Linked DNA regions of Mus musculus: region 1 is linked to region 2. Evidence: chromatin loops called from intact Hi-C (ENCODE). Cell type or tissue: left cerebral cortex. All regions are shown on one strand. Links, peaks and the distances in the headings refer to the core of each region. The heading gives the core; the rest is flanking DNA. Region 1 has its middle 40 kb from the start of Mir6387. Region 2 overlaps Gm5432 (a long non-coding RNA gene).

Evidence for each region. Peaks named below come from ENCODE experiments on the same cell type or tissue, not always from the same donor. Only the 100,000 strongest peaks of a DNase experiment are listed, where the experiment ranks them.
Region 1: a loop joins it to region 2, with 14 times the contacts of the local background. A loop is called at or near these places in 2 of 42 quality-filtered maps.

The regions. Positions count from the first base shown.
Region 1 is chr12:15,759,683-15,762,596 of GRCm38, forward strand. No RefSeq gene overlaps it. Among named protein-coding and RNA genes, the nearest start is that of Mir6387, 40 kb to the right of the region's middle. In left cerebral cortex, for the core only: no CTCF peak of the experiment used is centred there; DNase peaks (open chromatin) are centred at 1,261, 1,995 and 2,263; H3K27ac peaks cover 1,836 bases.
Region 2 is chr12:15,831,111-15,834,024 of GRCm38, forward strand. Gm5432 (a long non-coding RNA gene) reads left to right here. Exons shown (of 3, transcript XR_001780551.2): 2 at 1,535-1,927. Among named protein-coding and RNA genes, the nearest start is that of Gm5432, 16 kb to the left of the region's middle. In left cerebral cortex, for the core only: no CTCF peak of the experiment used is centred there; DNase peaks (open chromatin) are centred at 1,054 and 1,687; H3K27ac peaks cover 626 bases.

The DNA.
Region 1 (2,914 bases), core at 106-2,605, 71 kb before region 2:
ACTGCACACACAACACAGCCATCCATTCTACCTCTTCACATATTCTCTTCTTCCCATTTGTTCTCTTCCACTCACACACTTAGTCCAATCATCAGTGCTAATGGCTCAAGGTGACCATTGACCAATGATGGTCTTCTTAATCCACATTCGTGTCCTAAGAAAACAGGGGTCTAATGGTGGAATGAGAACCTGTGAAGTTTTTTAACTCAGAGCCAGCAGAGAAACTCTCATACAGAGTTCACATCATAAAACTATGCATTGGACCCCACTATTGTTAACTCAGATTAAAGAGTGAGAATGCATTGGTCTATAGTGAGTCTCTCTACCTGTATTAACTTCTTTTCTCTTTCTTGAGATTAAGCACCTGAGAGAAACAGTGAAATGGGGAAAGTTTCCTTTTGGTTCATAACTAAAGAGGCTATGTCTACTCATGATGGAACACAGACCTGGGACTCCTCTTGATGGGACTGATTCCTAATGGATTCAGAAGCAAGACCATGGAATGCCAGCACTCACCACTTTATCCCTCTCTTCTACTTATTCAGTCAAAGGTCCACACACATGATGCTGCCCATACATTTAAGGAAGGGAGGGTCTGCCCTCATCAGTTGACTATTTCTGGACATATATCTTCATGGACACACCCAAAGGTATATATTTTAGTGTCCTTGATATTTCTAAATCTAATCAATTGACAGTTAAAATTGGCTTTCATAACAGGCCTGGGTGGAAATTTAGAATGTCAAGGAATGTTTTTTTAGACCCAGAGAGACAAACAATTTGCCGAGTCACAGCCTGTTCCACGAGAAGTCTGAACTAACTACATTGCCTCTCTGTCTAGTCCAGAGCACTGTCCCTGGGAGAGACCCATCCCCTCTAGGAAGGCAGGAAATGATGGATGCTTCCACTCCTTTCTCCCCTCTGTATTTGTTCCTGGCTTTCCTTCCGATGAGCTTACAGGAAAGCTAAATTGTGCTGATTTTTCTGGGGTCCTCCAGATTTAGGTAGGTCTGAGGTCTCTAATATTCTCCTCCATTATCTTGGAGAAAGGCTTTCAAAGGGCTCTGAGACCGTGTACTGACCCTCTTTTTCTTCCTGTCACTTGCAGGGTGCCAGGCTAACCTTGACAGACAACATTTTAGGTTTTCACCACACCCAGAGAGACTCCCACGGGACTTCCAAAAAAGCATGGAAGAGCCAGAAGTGCTGTTCCTTTGGCTGTGGATGTGAAGCCGTTGGCCAGGCCCGGAGGTACTTGTAGGAAGAATGGAAAGACAGAAAGAGAGCAGAGGAAGTTGGAGGTGGCAGGAGGAGGGGGCCCCATTTCCTAGTACTCTAGTCAGGCATTGTGAATATGGCATGTTCTTCTAGCTTTGCCAAAAAAAAAAAAAAAAAAACAAAAAACCGGGTAACATTTGCCTGCAAATTCCAGGGAACTGAAGCGACATAGCATCTCTTGTGTGGGCCAATGAGAGCAGCAGTCTTCTTGGCTCTCTAGGAAGATAAATTTTAGGATTTTTCCCCTCCAGGAAGAAACAGTGAGTCAGGGGCAAAGAGTGTGAAGCACGGCATGAACCTGCCTGGGCTGTGAGATCAGAGGCACAGCACCTACCACCTATGTAAAGCTGGCAGAGACTATAGTTGCGTCAGCTAGCCAAAGTATCCCATGCCTCTGGAGTATGTTACTTCATCTTTATGTATACCACCTCATCTAGATACTGACTGCATGACAACTACTCAGCAAGATATCAAAACCACCTAGCACATAGCATAGAACGGCTCTGTGCACTGTCTGACAATGATGAACATGATGTGGAAGAAAAAGAGGTCTGTGTCAGATGGTCCTCCATATAGTTAGGTAGTTCTGAGCAACACACTCTTCTAGGCTGCTCAACACTGGCAGACAGTCCTTAGCCTGAAAACCTGCTGTGTTTCAGTGTGTGCCTGAAGGGAAGCACCCAGAATGCTCACCAGATGGGTGTTGTATAAATAGCATCCGTTGCCCACTATTGTCTCTGTCCAAATCTCTTCATCAAAGAAAGGTCTTCTGTTTCTCTCAACACAACTGGCTATGGCCTCTGGACACTCTTCACCAGGGCCCTACTTCAGAGATCCAAGAACTCCTCAAGGCAGGGCTCCAGGCTGCCACCACCTCAGCAGTCTATTCAATCAAGAGAGCAGCCCAAGGATCCGGAAACAAGCTGAGCAGATCCAAGTCTGCTGCAGATCCAAGTGTACAGGCGCGTCTCCATCTGGACAAGTGTCTTCTGTCTGGGACACGACCACCCACGCCATTCTTTCTGATCAAACAGTCAGGCTTGCAGTGAATCAGCTCCCGTGGTAGCTGAGCAGGGCCCACTCTCCTTCTGAGGATGGAAGGTCTGTCTCCCAAACAAGCAGGAAGTGTAGGCTGTGCAGTCCTCTCTTCCTAGACAACTCATCCCCTAGAAATGGATGCATTTCTTCTGTCCTTGATTTTAGCCTCATTTGCTTTCATTATCAAAAGAGGTATGTGGTGGGGAGTCAGGTAGCTTTACAACAGGTTATGGTTTTATCATTTAGGAAGTGTGTGACCAAGCTCAAGTCTAAGTGGATCAAAGACCTCCACATAAAACCAGAGACACTGAAATTAATAGAGGAGAAAGTGGGGAAAAACCTCAAAGATAAGGGCACAGGGGGAAAAAAAATCCTAAACGGAACAGCAATGGCTTGTGCTGTAAGGTCAAGAATTGACAAATGGGACCTCATAAAATTGCAAAGACACTGTCAATAAGACAAAAAGGTCACCAACAGATTGGGAAAGAATTTTTACCAATCCTAAAACTGATAGGGGACTAATATCCAATATATACAAAGAGCTCAAGACTCTGGACTCCAGAAATTCAAATAACCCCATTAAAAGTGGGGTACAGAG
Region 2 (2,914 bases), core at 96-2,595:
TCTCAGTCACTTAGGTTTCTGAGGAAGGGTCTGGCCAGTTCTTCACTCAATGAGCGTTATAGTGTAGCTATCCCCCTTTCTCCCCAAGACTGAAGACAGTGGCTTCTTTTTCCTAGGTATGAATGCTGAAAAATCCAGATGAAGTACAGTGGTTTTCTTCCCTGCAAGTTCTAACCAGCTCAGTTTTGCCCAGCTAACAATTTTCCCACTGAGATGGGTACAGTGGTTTTCAAAAGAGTGGGGTGAGATGAGTTGCTGCTGCTGTAGAATAGAATTCCTTAAAACCTTCCTTGATATTCATAAAATAATGCTTTAGCTTAGTAATGCTATCCCATATTCCTTGATTGCTATAAAGATAGCCTATTCCCTGCAACTCTATGTCACTACATTCTATTCTCCAATAAGAAAGGATCAAGTTCTTGACTGGAATAAATAACATTTTTTCCTCCCTAATTATGTTTGATCATTCACACTTCATTTTGGGCATCTTCAGGGACTCTCCTGTAGAGCTGCTATTCTTTGTGAGATAGTCTACTCAGCATATGGCTCTACCAGAGTCACATCACACTTGATTGCAACAATCTCAGCATCTTTCAGTTGTCAACTTGTATGTTTACTGAATGGGATGATAACTATGTGTGTGTGTGTGTGTGTGTGTGTGTGTGTGTGTGTGTGTGTGTGTTTGTGTGTGTGTGTGAATGTACGTGTCCCAGACAGTCCCTACATCTTCTACAACAAGGATTTAGCCTGCAACATTATGTTTTAACAATTTTTTCATTATCTTTGTTGAATGACAAACTTGAGGCTCCAGGAGGAAAGTGGTCACCCAGTCCCCACAGGACACCTTCCCCCAACAGAGACTGGATAAGGCTTTTGTTTTCCTGGGATTATAAGGGATTCTCTCTAGTAGGAAGGAGAGAGCTTCAGGACTCCTCTCCTTGTGGCTACAAGTTCTTTGTTTTTCAGAATCAGGGAAATGCCCCAGGATTCCTTGCTCTGTTACCCTGGGAGACTATTGCTCAATCCTAGCAGCTGCTCTGGAGGAAAAGAAAAAGCAGACATTCTGAATGTATCATATGTACAGTGCAATGTTGAACTGAAGATTGCTAATGAGTATCGTATGTATAGTGCAGTGTTGAACTGAAGATTGCTAATGAGCAAGAACTCTTTTATTGTGCAGTCTACTTCCAGTGAGGTCTAGTTCTTAATTTTCAGTGGGCGTAGCAGGAAGTACTACTGTTTTTTTTTTTTTTTTTTTTTTTTTTTTTTTTTTTTAGTAAAACATATATATTACTAATACTGTTGCTATATAAAACAATATTTGGCCAAGATGGTTAAGATATGATTCATTCCTTGTTCACCAAGTTGCTAAATATTGTGTAGTGAGTGGAGTCACCATATGGCATAGCTGAGCTTCCTTGGGAGGCTGGGTACAATATTATGTTGGGTATAGAATTTGGAATTTCACATGTCTGTGGTGGAATGAATGTGAATGAAGACAACTGACTGCTAATTTCATTAAACCCTCCTGCAGGCTAAGATGCACACGGCAAATGGATATCTTGTCACCCTTGCATCCATCTCTGAGGTTGATTTCTCTCAGAAACTGATGGAGAGTGGGCAGTGCCACACATCTAGCCACAGATGCAATCTTTGAAGAGAAACGTGTGTGGGCAAGCACAGTGGCAGCTGGGAAAGTCTAAATGACTGAAGCCTGTGACTCAGATATCTTAAACTGCCTTAAAATTAATGAAGCTCTGTGGAATGACTCAGTTCATTCATGTCCTCAGCCCGCAGGCTCCAAAGCTTGCAGAAATGGCTGTGGTTCACAGCTCAGGAGAGCTGACTCCATAGAGGAAAGCGGGCCCACAATGGGAGAAGAGGCGCTTTCTGCGGTGCGTGTCTATCATCCTGGCTGGAGACACAGGTGAGCTGGTCCCCGGTCTTCTCAGGAGAGGCGTGCAGAACCCCGACCCCACCCCCAGGCTGACTTCTGATCCTTGTACATTTCAAAAGAGACCTTGAGTATTGAGGTTGTGTCAGTGTTCATATTCTGATTAGCCAGAATCTTACTAAGGACCAGCTTTCCTTCTGAGACTGACTCTCAGTCTGGAACCTAGGCTGGCCTGGATCTCATGTACAGGCAAGGCTGACTGCAAATTTGCAGCAAGCCACCATTCCCAGCTTCAGGTAAAGTTCAAGTATGAGATGCATGCCTCCTAGTCACAGAAAACGAGTAAGGGAAATTAAGATACTTGTAAGACTTGGTTTTCTTCTTGTTTAAGGCTCTTAGGCCCAGCCGGGCATGGTGGCACACGCCTTTAAATTCCAGCACTCGGGAAGCAAGGCCAGCCTGGTCTACAAAGTGAGTTCCAGGACATCCAGGGCTACACAGAGAAACCCTGTCTCGAAAAACCAAAAACAAAAAAAGGATCTTAGGCCCAGTTAGAGAACTGCTGCATCCTTAGGGCTATTTTACCATGCTGAGCATGGCTGTGGTTCATAGTCAACACGGCTGGGTAGGACTGTTGGCTGTTTCTTTCCCTTGGCAGCTTGCATGGCGTTGTCTGGTACCATGAAAACTAGTTTCTAGGGAAAGGCATTTGGCTTAGTTCCAGCTCAGGTAACCCTGGGTCCTACATCTGAAGTGCATGATACCTTCAGCAATAGGGACTTACCTTACACCTCTGAGAGGCAACCAAGGCCAATAACAATAGGCTCTATGTTTTGGGAGTCTCTTAGACGTTCTCACCAACAATGCAAAGGAGGGCTTCACATGCCTGATGTTGAGGTAAAAACGTCATTACATGATCTTTGGGTCTCAGAGGGGTCGTTGTCAATCCAGATAAGGAAATTCCATTTAAATTGTATATGCATATCTATGCACAGAATTCTCAAAATAAATAAATAAATA